Regions from separate parts of the Homo sapiens genome. Here region 2 is linked to region 1. Evidence: chromatin loops called from intact Hi-C (ENCODE). Cell type or tissue: heart left ventricle. All regions are shown on one strand. Each heading gives the region's core, and the rest is flanking DNA. Links, peaks and the distances in the headings are about the cores only.

Region 1 (5,381 bases), core at 298-5,297:
GGTGGAGGTTGCAGTGAGCCAAGATCGTGCCACTGCACTCCAGCCTGGGCAACAGAACAAGACTTCACCTCAAAAAATACGTATCTAGATAAAAAATGATTTCAGGCTATGTGATTGGAAAGAGACTATTTTTAAAGATTATATATGTAGCATATACTACATATAGTACTATATAATCTTTATTATATGTACATAGAAACAGATAGATAGTAATTAGACACAGCCCTTTATCCTACTAAACTGTTTTGCAATCAATGCAATCATAGATTCTGAAAAATTGAGGAGCTATTTAGCAGAAGGATAACCTCAAAAGACAATACCTTTGTGATGAGTACTTATCAACTAATAAATTTACAATTTTCTTTGGAAGGCAACTTTCAAGATATATTTGAAATATCAAGAGGCCAGGCGCAGTGGCTCATGCCTGTAATCCCAGCATTTTGGGAGGCCGAGGTGGTTGGATCACCTGAGGCTGGGAGTTCGAGACTTGGCTGGCCAACATGGTGAAACCCCGTCTCTACTAAAAACACAAAGAAATTAGCTGGGCACACGCCTGTAATCCCAGCTACTTGGGAGGCTGAAACAGGAGAATTGCTTGAACCCAGGAGGCGGAGGTTGCAGTGAGCCAAGATCATGCCGAACAGAGCAAGACTCTGTCAGAAGAAGAAGGAGAAGGAGAAGGAGAAGGAGAAGGAGAGGAAGAGGAAGAAGAAGAAGAAGAAGAAGAAGAAGAAGAAGAAGAAGAAGAAGAAGAAGAAGACGACTCAATAACTAATACTATCTCTGTGACTCTGTTTCTAAAAAACAGAGGTAACAAATTATGGACTAACCAGGGGACACAGAATGCCTGGAATTTTGCAGATGAGCAAAACTTCAAATATCATGATATGTTTCTGGTTATCAGGCCAAATTCTGGGCATGTCTGAGGCTCTCTCATTCTGTGAAAGTATATTTTTAAGATAAAAGTGTAGAAAAATGAAAGTGAAAGCTGCCATTCACCATTGGTAATGTAAGCCTAGAACCACAAGCAAGGATTTCCAACTGACTGATAACCATTCTCAGAAATAGTTTAGTCTTTTAATTACCAATATTTTTACACACTTGGTTAAAGTTAGTCAGAGGTTTACCAGTGAGCATTTTCATTAAGTTGTTGTTAACTCTTGAAATGCTTTTGCAATGTCGCTTTTAAAATTCAGAATTTTTAATGCGCTCACCTCTATTAGCAATCTTTTTTACAATTACAAGTTTCTGGCCAGGTGCAGGGACTCACATCTGTAATCTAAGTGCTTTGGGAGGCTAAGTTGGGACAATCACTTGAACCTAGGAGTTCAAGACCGGCCTGGGCAAAATAGTGAGGCTCCATCTCTACTAAAAATCCAAAAAAATTAGCAGGACATTATGGCATGTGCCTGTAGTCCCAGCTACTCAGGAGGCTGAGACAGGAGAATCACTTGAGCCTGGGAGATTTAGGCTGCAGTGAACTATGAACACGTCACTGCACTCCAGCCTGGGTGACAGAGTGGGACCTATCTCAAAAAAAACAAAAGTTTCTGATCATTGAAAAGTTAGACTGGATAACCTCCAAAGTGCCTTAAAGTTCTAACATTTCATATTTTGCTTCAGACCTAATTAGATTTATGAGAACGCTATATTACAATTTCAAGTGTGATTTACATACTGGCTACTTAGTTGCAAATTCAGAACAGGAAGTAAAGACACTTTGATGCATTTGCTTGTTATTATTTACAGATCATGCAAAGTTTTCCAAAATCATTTAAAAGTTTCTCTAAACTACATTAGTATTAGTTTTAATTGCACAAACTAATACTTGATTATGATTTTAAGTTACAGGATTGCAGAGACTGTGCTTTGCTCAGTTGAAAGATTATATAGTACATTGTTCTCAGGAGGCTGAGGCAGGAGGATCACTGGAGCCCAGGTACTCAGGGCTGCAATGTGCTATGAACGTGACTGTGAATAGCCACTACACTCCAGCCAGGGCAACACAGTGAGACCATGTTTCAAAAAAAAAAAAAGAAAGAAAAAAATTATTATACAGTACATTAAAAACACTGATATATTGGGGGACTGTTCAGAGATAAAGATATAGAAGAAGAAGAAGAAAGAGAATAAAATGAAAGTGCCCATGTGCTAAAAGGGAATTTTAAAAATTTATTCGATAACTTGAATCCAAACACCTTTAGCAGTCAGGGCTTCTGATAAGATTGTAATTATTTTTGACTTTTGACAGAACATAAATCACTATTATGCAACAGAAATTTGTAAATATTAGAGATTTTAGTTTAATATCTTAATTTTAAAATTTGCTTAAGTATTTTTAAATTCTGAAAATATCAAGTGATTAAGGTTGACAATCACGAAACTCTGAAACCCAATCTATTTAAATTATACCGATAAGAAAAATCTATTTTCAAACCGTTCACAATTTAGAATTGAGTTAAACTAGGAAAGAGTGCCACCTACTGAATCAAAATTGCTTAAACATCTCAACATTAAGTTCATTTTGCAAAACCTGTAAAGCTCTAGCATTTTTTTCCTCAAAGATGTACGTTTAAGATAATCTTCATACAGCAAATATTGTTTTATTTAATGAAATTTTCTTTTTCAGTAGCAGATAACAGACTAGACTGGCCACAGGTGTTTATCATCCCAACATCACCCTGACAAACGAGAAAGGAATTAAAAACGTACAAAACACAAATGAAAATGGGAGAAGGTCATTAGCAAGCAAGTTATTCCACCTAATATCTGAAAGATAAAAATCAGAGGACTAGTGATTGTTATAGCAAAGTATCAAAGCTACACCAGACCGGGCAGGGTGGCTCACGCCTGTAATCCCAGCACTTTGGGAAGCCAAGGCCGGCGGATCACCTGAGGTGGGAAGTCCAAGACCAGCCTGACCAACATGGTGAAATCCCATCTCTACTAAAAATACAAAATTAGCCGGGCGTAGTGGTGCACACCTATAGTCCCAGCTACTCAGGGGACTGAGCCAGAAGAATCGCTTGAACCCGGGAGGCAGAGGTTGCGGTGAGCCAAGATGGAGCCATTGCACTCCAGCCTGGGCAACAAGAGCGAGACTCCGTCTCAAAAAAAAAAAAGCTACACCATTAACTACTGTCAAAGAAGGCTGCACCAACAAGCAAGCTGCTATGCTTTGCAGAATACAAGACAGGCTATGGACTCAGGCCAAAGGCAAGGGAGGCCAACAGTAAAATGTAGAAATGAAACCAGAGGAGATTAATCATAAGTCTCTCTGGGCACAATCCCGTGAAACCTTTTCACCTCTCTCTCACCACATAAAGAAAATGTGGCATCTAGGCTTTTAAGTCCTAGGCTAAAAACAGGAGCAGGGAGTTCTGTAAAGAAACACATTGAAGTAATTGAGAAGAACCAGAACAGCTGGTGAGACAAGCAGTGATAAATACTTCACATTCTAAGATGTATAGGCCCCACCTGCCCACACATGCCTGGTGGTAGGCAGCACCCTTCCACACAGACATCACACTTAGGGTTTTCTTGGTTTTGGTTTTGGTTTTTTTTTGAGACAAGGTCTTGCTCTGTCGCCCAGGCTGGAGTGCAATGGCGCCATCTCGGCTCACTGCAACCTCCACCTCCCAGGTTCAAGCGACTCTCCTGCCTCAGCCTTCCGGGTAGTTGGGATTACAGGTGTGCACCACCATGCCCAGCTAATTTTTGTATTTCTAGTAGAGATGGGGTTTCGCTATGTTGCCAAGGCTGGTCTTGAACTCCTGGCCTCAAGTGATCCACCCACCTTGGCCTCCTAAAGCATTGGGATTACAGGTGTAAGCTACTGCGCCCAGCCACATTTAGTTTTCATAAACTTTTTTTTATTGTTTGTTTTTGTTTTTGTTTTTTGAGATGGAGTCTCACTCTGTTGGCATGGAGTCTCACTCTGTTGCCAGGCTGGAGTGCAGTGGCGTGATCTTGGCCCATTGCAGCTTCTACTTCCCAGGTTCAAGTGATTCTCCTGCCTCAGCCTCCTGAGTAGCTAGGACTACGGGTGCACACCACCACACCTGGCTAATTTTTGTATTTTTAGTAGAGACAGGGTTTCAAGTCCAGGTTTCAAGCTGGTCTTGAACTCCTGACTTCAGGTGATTCGCCTGCCTTAGCCTCCCAAAGTGCTGGGATTACAGGCATGAGCCACTGTGCCCAGCCGATAAACGGTTTTTAAATGACAATAGAGAATGGAGATAATTCAAAAAACATAAGAGGGAAAATATTTTAAACTCTCTAATATCCTCAGAAATTAAAAATGATACTGCATTCTTACAATAGGAAAATGATGTTATTTTTTAAAAAGGAAGAAAGAATCTTTAGAGATTAAAATACGATTCCTGAAATTAAAATTCAGTAGAAGGGTTAAAAGATAAAAGAAAGACAATATTCCAGCATATAAGACAAAAAGAAAAATAAATGTGAAGGAAAGGATAAGAGAGATAGAAGTCCAACCCTAGAAGTAAAATATCTAATAGAAGCAAGGTACGGTGGCACACACCTATAATCAAGGAGGATTCCTTGAGCCCAGGAGTTTGATGCCAGCCTGGGCAACACAGAGAGAGCCCCATCTCATTTAAAAGAAAAAAAAAAGTCTAATAAAAGTTCTTCCAAGGGAGAACAAAGAAAATGGAAAAAAGAAATTAAAAAAAAAAAGAAATAAAAATGTCCCAAAACTGAAAAGGAATTCTAAAATTCTAAAATCATGTATTCATTCACCCATTGATGGACACTCAAGCTTCCATATTTTGATGATCATAAATAATGCTGCTATGAGCATTCATGTACAGGTATCTGTGTGAGTTCCTGTTTTCATTTCTTATGGGTATATACCTATGAGTGGAATAGCTGGGTCAAATGGTAATTCTATGACTATCTTTTTGAGGAACTGCCAAACTGATCCACAGTGGCTGCATTGCACCATTTTACATTCTCATCAGCATTATATGAGGATTCCAATTTCTCCTATCCTTGTCAACACTTATTATTGTGTGTCTGTTTAATTATAGACATCCTAGTGGGTGTGAAGTAGCATCTCATTGCAGTTATATTCTGTTTTATTCTTTTAATGATTGCCTTAGCAATTACCACATTCATCCTTACCTATTAAAATCTAGTATTGTTACATTTAATATCCTCTTGATCAAGAATCCATAAATTGCTTTAAAATATTTACCAGCTGGGCACAGTGGCTCATGCCTGTAATCCCAGCACTTTGGGAGGCCAAGGCAAGTGGATCACTTGAGCCCAGGAGTTCAAGATCAGCCTGGGCAACATGGTGAAATCCTGTGTCTACAAATAATTTTAAAATTAGCTGTGTGTGGTGGTGCATAACTGTA
Region 2 (5,381 bases), core at 200-5,199, 240 kb before region 1:
GCTTGCAGGGTGCTTTTTGATTATGTTACAGGCTTCAGCAGTCATCTGAGTCAGCTACTTTTATTTTATTTATTTTTTTATTTGAGACAGTGTCTTGCTCTCTTGCCCAGGCTGGAGTGCAGTGGCACAATCTTGGCTCACTGCAACCTCTGCATCCTGGGCTCAAATGATCCCCCTGCCTCACCCTCCCAAGTAGCTGGGACTATAGGCACATGCCACCACACCTGGCTAATTTTTGTATTTTTCGTAGAGGTGGGGTTTCACCATGTTACCCAGGTTGGTCTCTAACTCTCGGACTCAAGTGACCCACCCACCTCAGCCTCCCAAAGTGCTAGGATTACAGGCGTGAGCCATTGCACCTGGCCCTGATTCAGGTACTTTTGTAAAAGGTTTTTAAGTACTTAAAAAATATAATGATGTTAATAACCAAATTTTTTATGTTCTATTTACTTATTAGTATTTTATATTGAAGATCCACATTAGACTTTCTTCGAAGAAAGACCTGGTCACTGTTTTTTGTTTTGTTTTGTTTCATTTCGTGTTTAGTTTGTGGATCACTGGATTAGAAGGACATTAAACTGTGGAAGTAGCTCACATTCAATCTTTTCAATTACACACACATCTTAGGCAATGCCAAATAATTCTTTTAGTTTGTACCTGTTGGTTGAAAAAGTATATAAATGATTAAAACTTCTGTGAATTCAGTCATTTTTAAAATTGTATTAAAGCAACATATATAGATAAGTGAAAAATAATTATATATTTCACATAAATAATACCCAGTGCTAGATGGAAGTGTATAATGGATGTCAGGACTTCTTTAAATAAATGCAAGCCCCAACCCTCCCCCAGGAGTTCTCTGCCCTTAAGTCAGAAACCACCAGAATAGAGGCTGGGAACTGATGGGCGCAGGGGTTCAAGATTCTGACATGAAAGTAATTCTTGGCTGGGTGCGGTGGCTCACGCCTGTAATCCCAGCACTTTGGGATGCCAAGGTGGGTGAATCACGAGGTCAGGAGATCGAGACCATCCTGGCTAACACAGTGAAACCCTGTCTCTACTAAAAATACAAAAAATTAGCTGGCCGTGGTGGTGGGCGCCTGTAGTCCCAGCTACTCAGGAGGCTGAGGCAGGAGAATGGCGTGAACCTGGGAGGCGGAGCTTGCAGGGAGCGGAGATCGCACCAGTGCACTCCAGCCTGGGCGACAGAGTGAGACTCCGTCTCAAAAAAAAAAAAAAGAAAAGAAAAGAAAGAAAAAGAAATTCTTGAAGCTACGAAATACTTGGGAGTGGATGTGGGGAGAAAATCCTGCCACACAGGACCAGGGGACTTTCTAGATATGTAGGATCGGGAGGCATTGAAGAGCCAGCAGGGAAGTAGTTGAAGGATAAGGAGGAAAGCCAGGATCCTGCAGTGTCACCAAGCCAGGGAAGCCTCAGGGCGACATCGACAGGATCAAATGGTCAGAGCTCTTGGGCAAAAGGGACGAGCTGGGGTGTGGGGGCCAAAAAAAAGGCTGTTGGATTTAGGCACTGAAAAATAGCCATGCAAGGGTTCCGCCAGAGTGGTGAGGGGAGAAGCTAGAATGCAAGTGGTTATGTCATGGCAAGGAAGTAGATCCTGCAGCTTGGAGAAGTTCACAGTCAAGGAAAAGCTTCTAAAGAAGGCAAAGAGTACCAGAGAGCAGGAAGCTGCATGGCAGTTTTTTAACATGCACCCTGCAGTGAGAAACATGGAAAAGCCAGCTTAAAAAGCCATAGCAAGTTGGGCAGGAACTAAGTAATTAAAATCTGTTTTGCTTTCCACTCTTCCGAGGGTGGCAGTCCAGTTCCTTTCAGTGGACAATGGAAAATCCTCAGCTCTTGCAGGTCTTTCCAGAGTTAGGAATCAAAATTTGCAGAGATGACCTGGGGCTACTACAAGTACATATTTGGGGGCCAGGACTGCCTGTAATTTTAGAAAGCAGAGATAGAAAGTCCTTAGGGATGGTGGCTGCAGGATGCAGGAGTGACTTCGGGTGCCTTGTGGTCCACATCATGGCTCAACCTGTGTTCTCTTGCTCCAGCTCATCGAGGGCGCCTCTGCAGAGCAGAAACACAGCCTTGGCATCACCAGCATGGACTATTATTACTACCTGAGCCTCTCGGGCTCATACAAGGTTGATGACATTGACGACAGGCGGGAGTTTCAGGAAACTCTGGTAAGTGCTGGCGCAGGGCCAGGCAGGATCTGCTCTCCCAACTGGCCATTTCCTGTGGCCAAAAGGGCAGTGAAGGTTAATAAAGCAAAGAGCTGCATGAAATGTCCGCCTCTTTCTCTGTGAGCACTCTGTATGCTCATACATGTTTCAGTATCCTTAAACAGCCATGTGCCAGTTGCCTGAGGACCACTTAATGATTTGAGATGGGTAAAAAGAAATGAATTCATCATTATCACCCTGCAGGAGCTCTGATAAATAGGCAAAAATGATTCATACGTTGAGCATACCTGTTTGCTGATGGCCTACTCTATTCGTGAGCTATTTCCTTAGAAAAGCTAAGCAAACCGCACGTCTATGGACTGAATAGGTTTAGACATTTTGGAACGTCTTTAGTCTTTTCTCTTATTTCTTTTCTGGTTTTGAAGACTCTCTTCCCCTCTGTATTGTTTAGGGCAGAGGACCCTTTTTCTGTGCCATGCCCTTCACATTGCATGTATGTTATGGTCCAAGCTGTGAAACTAGGTAGATTATGGAGGGGTTCCATCCTGGGGGCAATAATGTAGAACTTTCTGGAGGTAGGCTGAACACCCACTTGGCCTCAAAGGCCTTCATTGCCACCCACTGCCCTTTGAGTCTGTTTCAAGCTGGGGACTATTCCTCAACCCAGATCCAGAACTGAGCAGTAGACTCTGAATGAGCAGCGTGGGTTCAGTACATTTGTGGTTGAAAGGGACAGAAAGTTCAAACAGACTGTGTCCTGGGTGCCAGGAAACAAAATGGTATCAACAGGTCACATGGCCTCAAAGCAGCTGCGGGGAAAAGTGCCAATAAGGAGTCTGCACACTGGTCCTAGAGTGTAGTTTTCTTAGGAGATGTTTCTCTTAAGATTTAGACATTTTAGCGGTATTTATTGCATTTAAGGGACCTCAGAAACTGGACTTTTAAATGATGCTTTTATTGGATTTCCTGGAGATTTTTCATTAAGATCCTTTTGCAAGTACAATATATTCTTATCCCTCCTGATGAAGGGAAAGATCTCGAGTCCACTTTGAGTAGGTGGAAAGGTCAGCAGCGACCTTCGAGGGGAAGCTGGCAACAAGAACACATCAAAGGATGAAGACAGGACTTGGAGACTTTGTGTACAACTACCACTCTTCCGAGTCTCTTTCCTCCTGGAGTATTCTCTTATTCCTGGAGGATGGCATGCTATGCTTAGAGACAGAAGTGCCCTTCCAGCATGACTTTGAGACGTGAGAAGAATGTGTGCATTGGGCAGTGACCATGTTGTACAAGAACGTCCTGCTGTCATCACAAGCTAAGCCACATGTGACTGCACAACCCAATCTTATGTTTTGGCTTTTTTTTTTTTTTTTCTTTGTAACTCGTCTGTACTTGTCACATCCTTATTTAGAGCAGCTGCTGTGCCTTGGCTTCTTCCTAAGGTGCTTTTAAAGCTGGTGACCAGCTTCTCTGGATAGTTTCTCTTTTCTCTTCCAGCACGCCATGAATGTGATTGGGATCTTTGCAGAAGAGCAAACGCTGGTGTTGCAGATAGTGGCGGGTATTCTCCACCTGGGAAACATCAGCTTCAAAGAAGTTGGCAACTACGCGGCTGTGGAGAGTGAAGAGTGTGCGTAGCCCTGGCATGTGGCCATTGAATGAGGGGTGGCTAGCTCTGATTAGAAGTAACCTAGCACTTTCCTTTGCTTAGATCTCAAATGGGAATATTGGGAAGAAGTGATAAATCTACATGTCCTCTGTGGCAAACAGAATGGCTTCACGAGAGACCAGACCTCTTCTATGCACCTGTCCCTGTCCTTACCCCCAGCCTTTCCAAGTCCCACACCATCGATTATTAATGGAATCGTTTCAATTTATCATTAACCTGGGGAAAGCTGGGAGGATTTCACACCTTGGTTTAAAGATAAAGTGATCTCTTTAATGGGGATTAGAGTAATGGCTTAATGCAAAAGATTTATTGTCTTTATCAAAACCTTTTCAGTAACTGGTCTTTAGGATCTAAATTCACTTACAGGTTTTAAAGAGCAAGCAATATAATATATGTAAATATGGGAAGCTCACAGCTTCACAGTTTGTTCCATGGATTGGATTACATTGGATTTCTGAACACAGAAAAAGATGGACATTGACTGTTGTGTTGACATTTCTGATGATCACTTTTAATGATCACATCTGTATACCTGGAGCCTCAACACCTAAATGGTCGTTTTTACTCTTTGAGAAAAAAAATCAGGGTTCTTCCTACAGAGAGGTGCTGCTGGTTACATGTGCCCAAAATCTACCATAAATACAGCGGCACATGACTTTAGCCTCTTAGGCATCAACAGCTTGCAGGCTGCTCTCAGAACCCACACATCCTTTAACCACCCAGGAAGACATTCTTCCTTTCTCAGCATTCTTTAAGGATGATAAATTTAGATGCTTAGTAATAAATAGCATCCCACTCATTGCTGACAATGCAGTGGGGATATTTCCATTCCAAATAAGGTTCTTTTTTTATGTTTTTGTTTTCTTTTCTGATAAAAGAGGGAAGTTCTGCTAACTTCTGATGTCTATCTGATAAAGAAAAAGATGAATTATGTTTACCAGGGAAGGGAGTAGAAAACAATAAATATACAGGGTGTCCATAAAGTCTAAAAACATGACCTAATAATCATAATAAGGATAACTATGTTTCTAAACTTTGTGTACATTATCCTTGACATTTAACAAATGCACATATATTTCCAGTAGGATCATTAACACTTGGCCTTTTAATTGTAACAGTGTTGGTTTGGTGGTAGTTTCTGTTGAAGTAGACTGGATTTTTTTTGCCTTCTTGGATAGTAAAATAATTTACTGCCTCTTTATGCTTGAAAACAAAATCATGACACTGAAACAGCAAACACTTCCCTAGATGTTTGAAACAAGAAGTGTTTTATTGCACATTGATGTCCAGAGTTAGTAGTCTTCTCAGCCAGATGGGTAAGGCCGAGCACTGGCAACTGCCCATGAAATTCCCTGACTAGAGGCGATGGAGGCATGGAGATTGGAAAAGGCTGAGATGGAAGCCAGAGAGGTCCAGGAAATGGGCCTCCCCCTACCAATAATTTCCTTTGATTTGGGGTTTTGTTCATTTGGTAATACATTAACGTGGCTTGAGGGGGTATGCAGTGAAAG

What was found. Peaks named below come from ENCODE experiments on the same cell type or tissue, not always from the same donor. Only the 100,000 strongest peaks of a DNase experiment are listed, where the experiment ranks them.
Region 2: a loop joins it to region 1, with 2.1 times the contacts of the local background. A loop is called at or near these places in 3 of 110 quality-filtered maps.

The regions. Positions count from the first base shown.
Region 1 is chr15:58,977,639-58,983,019 of GRCh38, reverse strand. No RefSeq gene overlaps it. Among named protein-coding and RNA genes, the nearest start is that of RNF111, 7.3 kb to the left of the region's middle. RefSeq lists enhancers at 3,093-3,142, 3,533-3,632. In heart left ventricle, for the core only: a CTCF peak has its summit at 2,477 (motif pointing left); no DNase peak of the experiment used is centred there.
Region 2 is chr15:59,221,509-59,226,889 of GRCh38, reverse strand. It overlaps MYO1E (myosin IE), which reads left to right. Exons shown (of 28, transcript NM_004998.4): 8 at 2,067-2,201; 9 at 3,699-3,831. Among named protein-coding and RNA genes, the nearest start is that of LDHAL6B, 17 kb to the right of the region's middle. In heart left ventricle, for the core only: no CTCF peak of the experiment used is centred there; a DNase peak (open chromatin) is centred at 2,189; H3K27ac peaks cover 476 bases.